Linked DNA regions of Homo sapiens: region 2 is linked to region 1. A link is a loop called in an ENCODE intact Hi-C map of the cell type or tissue named here. Cell type or tissue: PC-3. All regions are shown on one strand. Each heading gives the region's core, and the rest is flanking DNA. Links, peaks and the distances in the headings are about the cores only.

Region 1 (5,383 bases), core at 206-5,205:
TATTACAGCAGCGTACTCTGTTTTTTAGAGCTATCTGCTCCCCTTCCTGTTAAAATAATTTTACTTCTTTCTCTTATGCATGGCTCTTAATTAGTTCTTTTCAAAAATGTTAACACTTTCAAAAGAAACAGCAACGATGTGCTTTCACCACAGCTGGTATGAGAACCAGGCCTGCCCTGGTAACCTGTACACTCTTCATGTTTTTCCTTGGCTAACATAGTGTCCTGCCTTCACTGGCAGCTTCTCCCAGGTAAAGTCCCAGGATTCTTGGAAATGCCCATGATGGTCCATACCCAGGAACTGAAGGCTGGAGGCCCAGGGAACTCAAAGAAATGAGCAGTGGCTACAAGGGAGAAAGGGATTGGGTTTGGGGAGGGTAGGTCCACAGAGCAGGGAAATGCTCAGCAACTCCAGCAAGAAACAACTTGTCACTTTATAGCTGCTTCTTTGACGTTCTATAGAAATTTGCGTTCTCAGCCTGCTTATTTAACACATCTTCTGTATTGTTTCAAATTCAGCTCCCACAGATGTTCCATTTTGTTCATCAAGAAAGTGAGTCTCTGGGAAGTTAAGTGACTCACATAAGTTCACAAAGGAAGCCATGGGCAGAGCAGAAGTTCTCACCTCAATGGCCTGAATCCAAGGCTTGGGCACTAGTTCCACAGAACAAACAGCCTGACCATGCGGCTCGGCGGGTCAGGAGTTGGTTCTCCCTGAGTAATAGAGCTATGCAGGGCTCAGCAATTCTGGAGAATGGGGATGGGATAACCCAGTTATCTGCCATCCTTCTAATGTACCTATATTTACTCCAGTATCTCTCTCTCTCCCCTGTCTCTTTCCACTTCAAATACGCCCCTCACACTGACTCATCTACAGCCTTCTTTCTTGCCCACCCAAATCAATTTCTGCTTCCTTCCAGTGCTCAGAGAGAATTTCCACCTCTGGTAGGAAAGTCTGGTTGCAGTGAGAGATTTTTCCCAGTTAGGGCAAAATCCAAGTAGGGAGGAAAGGAGAAGGGAGAGAAGGTAAGGAAGACAGATCAACACCCTATATCTGCAAGATGGCACCTTAACAAGGGTCAACCTCAGGGAGTCATTTCTGGTCTTTTTTCTATACCCTTTTATTCCTGACACAAGTCTCCCTACAGGCCCTACATCCCTCTACAGAAATAAGATCTCCAGGGTCCTTCTTCTGAAGTTTCTGGCCTGAGGGTTATTTTAAAGTTGGCATCAACTCAACTCAGACACTACTCTAAGAAGGGGAAGATATTTTACTTCATGAGTGAGTGATTTTTTTCTTTTAAGACTCAAGGTGTGAGTAGCTTCTCTCTTTGAACCCTCCCTCTCAAAAAAAAAAAAAAAAAACAGGCTTTCTAGCTGGAATATTTTACATATTCAAAGTAAAACTGCCCACAGCCACATCTTGGGCCTTTTCAGTTTGACAGTATCTGTGGTAATGTGTGTGTGTGTGTGTGTGTGTGCTCACGTCTGTGTGTTCGTGCAGAATGGACTCAATCCCACACTCCTTAAGCCAGTCCTGGAAGGTCTGTTGGTCTAAACCTGAGGGGAACCAGCCCAGTGAAAACGCAGTACCTTTGGCTCAGCCATACCTTGCAGACTTCATTACCTGGAGTCCTGAACTTTGCACAGAGCATCCACAATCTGCTGCCCTCAAAGCATGGCTAGAGAAATAATAAAGTAGATACCACACTCACTACTCTCAATAAAACCCACAGAGTTGAAATATTTCTTTCTGCAGAGATTTTTTTAAAAAAAAATTATTATTAACTATATTTTTTTTGCCTTCATACAGAATTGTGCCTCTTTCAAGTACTCTAGGAATTTCACTCTGGCAAGTTCCTACAATTTCTTTGAGAGTTGCTTAGCAATATTATTCCATCTTTTAGGGGAAAACTAAAACACTTACTTGAAATAACCCTAAGAGTTTCTGAAATTGAGTTTGGGTCATGTAAAATATTAATCATTTGAAAATCTTGGAAATCATAGAGGATCATGAAAGAAACCATTATTTTCTCCTTTTTTCCATGTTTAAGAGCAAAGACCTACATCCAAAACATTTGTTAACAAATTGCAATAAGAACTCCAAGTTGACAAGATGATGGTATTGGTTTGCATAAGGGGATTTTTTTAAAGTAGCAAAAAAAAATGTTCTAGCAGAAAAGTTGCCTCCTGAGCCTTAATGGGAACAAATGCATAAATCCTTTACTACATATACAGTTATTTAACACTCCACATTTTCTTTTTTTTTCACATTTTTTTATTTTTTATTTTTATTTTTATTTTTTTCTCTCTTTTTTTTTTAATTGCCTTAATGGGATCAAATGCATAAATCCTTTATTACATATATAGTTATTTAACACTTCAAATTTTCTATCACACTTTTTATTTTATCCCTGGCTACCCTCCATCAATTTATTATCCAAATTCATGGAGAGCAGTAAGACCAGTAATTAAGTTATAAATTTTATCTGAGGAGTTGCTATTTGTTTCCCAATTTGAATCTTATTACTAACTGCTGGTATCCTCTCATTTCCTAAGCAACATTGCCATCTCATGGCTAACTCCATACATTTCCCAGGGAAACACCAGGCCTAGGTGAACTAGAGAGACCCTAATAGGATCAATGATGGGAACTGATTTATGTCCCTAGAATTTCCTCCAATTGTCGATCAAGTTTGGTTACAGAGGGAGAGCTCATCCCAGGAAATTGTACAACTTTGGTTTCCAGTAATCAGTGTCATTTTATCTTACATTATCACCTTTGGCTATTTGATGAAGAAAAGTTTAATTCAGTCAAGGAAAACACAAAGAGGAAAATCTGTCATTGCCACCAAGGCATCTCTTAGATCTATTAGCCAATGTATTTGAAACGCTGGCACACTCCAAGTGGAGTTACTTTTGGCCCTTTCCTGGAGATTTTCAGAACGTACTTGTCAACACTAAGATACTGTAATGATAAGAAATTATACCCAGACTTGAAAAGAAGAAAAATGCTTCAATTTTCATGAATGGAAATTGCAACAAGTTCAATTCAAGTATTATCTTTGGAACATTTGCCAAGTAAACAGAAAAAGCCAAATTTTTCTATTCAGTGTTTGCGAAAATTTTAGTTGAGGTAGGCCACCTGTGAGATCTAATATTTGAATGTCAGTTTCACTCCATTTTAGATTTTTCTCTAGAGACTCATATGAATAACTATAAAGATGTTCCCAAATCTGAATCATCCAGGTGACATCTAGCTCTATTTGGCAGATGACCATGACTAATCAAACAATGACCAATAGGGACTCATTATTCTAAGTCTATGACTGCAAATCTCAATGACACATAGTGAACACAGACTTGTAAGATGGAAGGAAATGACTTATAAGTTTAGTAAGAAAACATATTCTGTCAGTTCAACAAAGAAGCTGTCCAAATATAAACCACAAGATAAGCAAATTTTTACCTCTAGGGAAGACAGAAGTACTATACTTTCTCATCCTTCTCCTTTTATTGAAAATTTAATTGCATAGCCCATAATTAGCTATTTACATATGAATTTTCAGTAAATTATCTATTTCTGGATTGTAGCAAATAACATTCTGAGAGTCTTTTAAACGGAGACATCATTTTCCATTTAGAAATTTCCATCTATTGCATGTATGATGCTGCCCCATCATATATGCAATAATTTATTTTTGCAATATTCTCCTTGTCGGGCATTAAGGATGGTCCAGACTAGTGTTTTTCACACTTGGCTACTGATGTTGAAAATACAGATGTCCCTGGAGACTTTGATCCAGGGAGCTTGAGGTGGGATCCAAGAGTTTACCTCTAATAATCAAGCCAAGTGATTTTCATCATCAAACAAACTTTGAAAATACTAGTCAACATTTTCATTGAAGTTACTCAAAATCTAAGTATATTCAAAGCTCAGACTTATTGGAAGTGTAATTCATCTTAAAACTTGTCACTTTTTAATAACCCATATATTTTTTAAATGTGAAACATAATTTGAAATGTTCATAAAATGCATTCATGAATTATGATATAAATGAATCTTCACATGAAATGCTATTTAGTGTGTCCTAATTTTGAATAATGTGTATTTGTCACTTTCATTGGCTCATAATTCCATTTAAGATTAGGTGTCTGTATTTTTTCATAAATTTTTTGATGCCTAATATTTCTGCATATTTATGAGGTACATATCATATTTTGTTACATGCATAGAATGTGTAATAATCAAGTCATGGTATTTAGGATATCCATCACCTCGAGCATTTATCATTTTGTTGTGTTGGGAACATTGCAAACCCTCTCTTCTAGCTATTTTGAAATATATATTGTTATTAACTGTAGTCACCCTAATGTGTTACTGAACATTAGAACTTATTCTATCTGCATGTATGTTTGTACTGATTAACTCACCTCTCTTTATCTCCCCACAATCCCCCCAAAACACACACACCCATCCCAGCCACTAGTAACTATCATTCTACTTTCTACCTCCATGAGATCAACTACTTTTAGCTCCCCCATGAGTGAGAACATGTGATATTTTTGTCTTTCTGCATCTGGCTTATGGGTGCCTGTATTTAAGAAGCATAAATGGATTTGCATCAGGGAGATTAATTAGGAAAACTCAAACCATGAGAAAGAAAGAAATTATAAGAGAAGCAGGGAGAAAAAATAGAAGTGAAGATGAAAAGGTACAATAGGGTAAGGGACTTAAGGAAAAATAGAAACACAGGAAAAACAACACTGACATAAATATTAGGGCTCAAGTGAATTTTATTTTATGATACAGTTAATAGAAGGGTGTAGAAAATAGATGAAAGGAAAAGATAGAATAGACGAAAGGGAAACATAGATATAAAGAAGAGATTTCTGTAAAAGGTTTTGGCCTTTAGTAGATAATTTGTTGGGTGAAAACTGTTTATCTGGTGATAAAACATAACTCCAAATGGTCAGCAACATCTTTAATTCGAAGGAAACAGGTCCCAAGGAAGCATTTTCTAAAACAGATCTTCTGGCACAGTACAGTGGCAAGAGCTTCATGAAGAAAGGGGTTCCTTGGTGAAATCAGTTTGGAGAATGCTGCATATTACATTCTTCTTCTTAAAGATTCTCATGCACAGTAGAGGATTAGGAGAAGACCTGTTAAACTCACTCTTACCTCAGTGTTTTCCAGGCCTGTCTGACCATAGGACTCATTTCACTCTAAATCTTACTAACATCCTATAGAGTTATTGACAAGAGGGTGGGTTGAATATCAGAAAACCTGGGTTTGAACCTTCACTCCAACATTTACTAGCTATGTGACCTGAGGCAGATTACTTAATAATAACCTTAAGCCTCAGCTTCTCCCTGTGTGAAAT
Region 2 (5,383 bases), core at 241-5,240, 260 kb after region 1:
CATTTTTGTACATATTTTTATATTACCAAGAGTTTCCTGGATATTTCACCACACGATTAAGTAAAATATGACAGATAGATATAAATGATCTCCACAAGAACACCACACACATTGCCCAATTTTTCACTCATCATGAAAAGAACCATCAAACAATCAAGTATCCAAGTTCAGTATGTTTGTAACCACACCAAAAGGTTTACAAATCTTAGGACTTCTTGGTAATATTTTTATCATCAGAAAAATTACAATATTCTTCTAATGACTATGTTGCAAGTAGTTTCATAATACCTTATATATTACATACAAAAATCTATCATCTCTGCATTAATCTTAGCCTTCTACATTACAGATTCTGGAGTCCCTTCCCTGTAAACAGTAAAGGGAACTGGTGAAGGATGTGACGTTTAGGGAGTCTACTTATGGAGAGGAAGGTTTCTAGTATTAAGGAGAGAAGGAATTGCAGCCTGCAGCTAATAATAAAACAAGCAAACAAAAAAAGTCTTATGGTTCTCCACTTTTTACAGTTTTCTTCTATTCTCATTTGCTTTCCAAGCTTCTTCGAAAATTGAAGACGTCACATATTACCTTTGCTCACCTTCACATTTCCACCCTAAATTCCACTAACCCACCTCCATCACTCATTTCAAGACAGTTATTTTTTCAAACACCCCAAGAAATACCAACACATAGTTTATATTATCGTTACAAGGGTTACGTGTACCTCCACTGTGTTCTCATATTTATGCAAGGGAATGCTGGAACCCAGTGCTTACACACACTGGATGCCAAAATTAAATACACCATTCTAAAGGCTGCTTTACATTGTGTTGCTTCTTAAATGTTTTCCCACAACCCGTGCGCATGATGGTACAAGACCAAGCATTTATTCCACAAGTAAGGCCACAAAATGCAGGGGGAAATTCACTTGGGGACCAAGAACCTAAGCGTGAAGAGGGCTGCGCCTGGCGTGGGCTCTCCCTCTCCCAAGGGAGAAGGGCTGGGGAGTCGCTCCGTCCCTGGGAACTCAACCGCCTCCCGAGAGCGCGCAGGAGCTGGCCGGGGAATAAAGCACGAGTTGGCCGAGCAGGAAGGCTCCAAGGGCGCGCTGCATGCCGGGACCCGTTTCCACAGTTACCCACGTGCACCCAACCCAACCGCGGCCGGGCGCGGCCGCGACTACAAGTCCCAGAATTCGGCGGGACCGCCTTTCCCCTTCATACCCGTTGACTGGAGACAAACCCTAAAGGAAACCCCTCAAGCGCCCTCCCAGCACGCCTGGGAGAAGTCGCGCCCCCCGGGCGTGGGGCGCGGCCTAGGGCCCGGCCATCCCTCTAAGGAAGCGGGTTCCATGGCACCAACCCCCACACCTGATAGCCAGAAATTAGACAACTGCGTCACAGACTATCAAACCCACGGACTGCCAGGGACCCCGACACCTCCCCGGCGCCAAGCCCCCGACCCGGCCATCAGGGCCCGACCCCTCCGGCTCCCGCTGCTGAAACCCCGCAGCCCGCACCCCTGCCCCGCCTCCTAGTCCCGCTGCCGGAGCCCGCGCCAGCGCTGACCTCGCTTCCCGCCGTCCGGGGGGAACCACGGCCAGTTCCAACCTTAGGGCACTTACCCCGTCTCCTCCACCTCAGCCCCGCCCCCTCCTCTCTCCGCACCCCGAAGCTTGGACTCCCCCCTTCAAGGGACCCTGCCTCGACAGGGAGAGGAAGTACCTCCCCTAAGCACAGTCTGACACCCCCTTAGCCCGGCTCCGGACCGAATCTGGACGTGACAGTCCTCCTGCCCAACTCCGCCCCACCTCCCCTTCCTCCCCGACTAGCTCCTCACCCCCATTTCATATTCTCCACCCCTGCCCCCACTCTGCCACCCCAAATCCTACCCACCTTTTTCTCCTCTTCCTCCCAATCGCCCTACCCTTCCACACCTGCCCCATCTCTTTACCCCAACATCTTCCACTCCCACCACTCTCCGTTACCCACCGCCCTTCCAACGCCCCTCCCGCCCCGCAGGACTCCCCAACTACCATTACACCCCAGTCCCTCCCACCACCTCGCTTTCCCGTTACATCAGCCCTCGTCCAGTCGCCCGCCCTCCTGCCCCGCTCGGCCGCTGCCCCCATTCCCCCACCCCATTGTTCGCCGCCCCCCCCCCACCCCCCCGCCAACCAGCCCTTCTTCCCATTGTCCCCGCCCCCGCGCCCCCCTCGCACTCACCCGCCTTTCTCACGGAGCCGCCCGCACCACTCAGCCCTTTGGAAATCCTCACCCTTGTGCCCCGCTCGCTCGCTCGCTCCCTCCCTCTCCCCGCCGGTGCCACCCCCCCACATCCCCGGCCCTGCCCGCTACAGCCCAACGCTGCCTCCACCTCCATGCACCCCGGACACTCCGATCTCGGCCCTTCATCGCACGTCCAGCCCTCCCTTCCCCCAACACTGAAAGAGAGCCAGTCCCCACCCCCCTCACCTCCGCCCTCCCCGCAGGCCGGTCCCTTCCCCCCACGCCCGCCCCCGCCCCACGCCGCCCGCAGCGTCACCGCCCGCCCCGGCCCCGGGAGGGGAAGGGGTGGTTCCCAGGCAGGGGCTCCCGGCGCGTTTCGGGACCCGAGGCGTGGGGCGGGGACTGCGGGAGCCGAGTGGCGAGTTTGGCAGCCGCCCGGCCCCGGCCCGCTGGCTGGCTCTCTGCTACTCACTGACAGCGGCGGCATCCGAGTGCATTTTCAGGCAGCTCACACCCGGCTCGCCGCCCAGGCTCCCGCGCTCGCCTCGCGGTCCCCCCACCAGCTCACTGCACCTCGGCTCGAAGCTGAGGACCCGCCGCCGGGCACTCCCAGCCCGCCCATCTCGCCTTCTCCATTGGCTAAACCGCGGCTCAGGGGCCGCCCTGCTGCGTCTCTCATTTGACAAAAGGAGTGCCCATAGCGCCGGTCTGGAGCTGGCAACGAGGCCCCGCCCCCCACTGGCCAATACGATTGGTCCTGGGGCCTTGTCTCCGTAACGCCCCTGGCGGAGGCCATGCTCCGGAGCAGCGGGTTGGGCCCGGCTGCTGTCAGTCACCCCCAGGGGTCCGAGAGCGCGTGTAGGGGCGAAGCTGGGAAATTGGTCCACCTTGACCCTGAAACCCCGCCCAGTGGCGGGCGGGATTGGTGGAGCTGGAGACCCACCAAGAAAGATGGGTCGGCGTCTGAAACAAAGCACGCGAAGTGTTTCCCAAAGAATAGAGCAGCGCAGCGCAGTTGGGGGCGGCTCGTACCAGCTGCTGGAAGTAGGGAAATGCGTCCGTCCCTAGCGCCCGGCGCGACGCGGCCGGGTCTCCCGCCACTTGTCCCACGACACTTGTCCAGTTCGCGCCGAACTCGGACTGGGACTTCTCTTGTCAGCTGCTTCCTACCGCAGGAAACTGGATTAAGAATTGCCGCGTCTTAATTTCCAGCAAACCTTCTGGTGGGGAGCAAATTTCCATTTCTCCTACGAAGATCCATCCTCTCCCCACTTTCGAAATGTACTTCTTTTCCAGAGTCCGCATACTTGTTTCGCAGAGTTCGCACACTTCTTTCCTCTAGTCACTAATGTCTGTTAAAGAGGCTTCGAATGCCACGAGCATTGTCCGTCACACACATCTGTATGCCCCAGACATCAGACAGAAATACAGGGCCGCGCTCTGAGCTGCGGACTGAGCCTAACACATGGACGAGTCCAGGGGGCAGACCACCAGCCCGTGAAAGACCCCCGGCGGCATCTAAGAAAACCTGTCACTCCCGCGGAGAGGCCGTCCAGAAATTGAAACTGGCTGTTATTTGGCAGAGGGAGACGTTAATTTTGGTGAATTCTTCTGACCCTAAGTCAAGAATTCGCACCATTTCCATGAGTCCTGCCCTGATTTTTCAATACTTGAAGCTAACTTATCACACCGCATTATGGTAACAGAACAATATTTCGAGATATTAACGGAGGATTCCCCCCACCCCAACCCACCCCCACCCTACCCTGCCTCCACCCTCATCCCAGCCACCAACTCCAACAACAACACACCTACAAGGCATCCCCATATCCTAAGGCCCTGGGCCATCTGGGAGCCTCAAAGAGTAGGTGACACCACAAATCACAGGTAACAGAACGCACGGTCTTTTTGGTTTTAGATTTCTACAGCCCAGGCTTTTGGGTTTCCAGGCTCTGAAATTTAGATTTTAAATCAGGACACAAATGTTATGCTATTTGGAAGGGGCTCAGACAAACCAGTTTCTGTGTCCCACAGCACTCCCATGGTAAAATGCTCCCTCCATCTTAATCGCTAATTTCTCTTTAATAAATTACATCCTTATAATACTATTTATATAATATTTTTATCATTCAAACATTTATGAATCACTTTATGGAATCTCAGAACTGTACCTGAAGTTATTTATTATTTGCTTCAGGTTCTTTCGCAAGACAAGAATCTCTCATAGAACATCCTTATTGATCACCTTTATCATGACAGTACCTCAGCGGGGCCCCACAGTGATGGGTAGGTACCTCTGGACTCTGAGATAGGGGATTGCTTGTTGGGCAGATCTAGCAGTAAGAATATCCGCCCTTACTCTGAGCAGGGAAGCTGCTCCTGCATTCTTTATTCTATTTATGTTTCAGCTTAATCTACATCTAGGAAATAATAAATTATATGTCATTTAATACAAGTTTCAAATCTTTTGTGTGTGTAATATTTATGATTTTTTTTTTTACCGTTTACCATGGTACTTCAAAGACTGAGACACATGTTATTTTGCACAGAAAAGGGCTTCCTTCGTGACACCTCTAAATTACAATAAGCCCACAATTAATTATAGCTAGTCATTTGCTCTATTAATTTATTTGCAGCATACTTTATAATAATGTGTATAAGAGTTAAGCTAGATGAAGGATGGGTCGGCTGCTTTGCCCCAGCTCCCAACACTGGCCTGGCATATGCATGGTGTCCATAAAAATTTATAGAATGTACAACCTCTGTTATTTCTCAACATTGCTTTCAGTTGAGTCAGTATGATTATTTTCAAGTAGAAAACAGACTTAGAGGTAATTTACCCAGATCTTTATAAAGAGTCAGCTATAGCCTAAGGATTGAGAGGCAAAGCTCATTCCTAGTCGGCTGACCCTCACTGCCCCCACGTTTTACAAAGTATAATAAAATGACTACATAATGCTCTGCAAATATTACCTGGTCATTTAAATAATCCACACCATATAAACCTCTGATATCAGGAAACTTGTTATAGTTATCTTTTTACTTGCCTAGCACCTAGTACAATGCTTTCAAATATTGTGGTAGGCACTGGTTAACCATACCCCTTAAAATGAATGTTTACCGTACATGAAATTTTAGATCTGGATAGGAACCTTGGT

What was found. A loop is a pair of places that touch in the nucleus more often than their neighbours do. Peaks named below come from ENCODE experiments on the same cell type or tissue, not always from the same donor. Only the 100,000 strongest peaks of a DNase experiment are listed, where the experiment ranks them.
Region 2: it touches region 1 in a loop (3-fold over the local background); 1 of 110 quality-filtered maps calls a loop at or near these places.

The regions. Positions count from the first base shown.
Region 1 is chr4:52,100,723-52,106,105 of GRCh38, reverse strand. No RefSeq gene overlaps it. Among named protein-coding and RNA genes, the nearest start is that of SPATA18, 52 kb to the right of the region's middle. In PC-3, for the core only: a CTCF peak has its summit at 2,604; DNase peaks (open chromatin) are centred at 615, 2,575 and 3,305; H3K4me3 peaks cover 488 bases; H3K27ac peaks cover 1,430 bases.
Region 2 is chr4:51,840,582-51,845,964 of GRCh38, reverse strand. It overlaps DCUN1D4 (defective in cullin neddylation 1 domain containing 4), which reads right to left and starts at 2,812. Exons shown (of 11, transcript NM_001040402.3): 1 at 2,698-2,812. The coding sequence starts at 2,722. RefSeq lists silencers at 1,585-1,704, 2,255-2,334, 2,435-2,784, 2,875-2,924, 2,935-3,084. In PC-3, for the core only: a CTCF peak has its summit at 2,983 (motif pointing left); DNase peaks (open chromatin) are centred at 1,174 and 2,984; H3K4me3 peaks cover 3,564 bases; H3K27ac peaks cover 2,442 bases.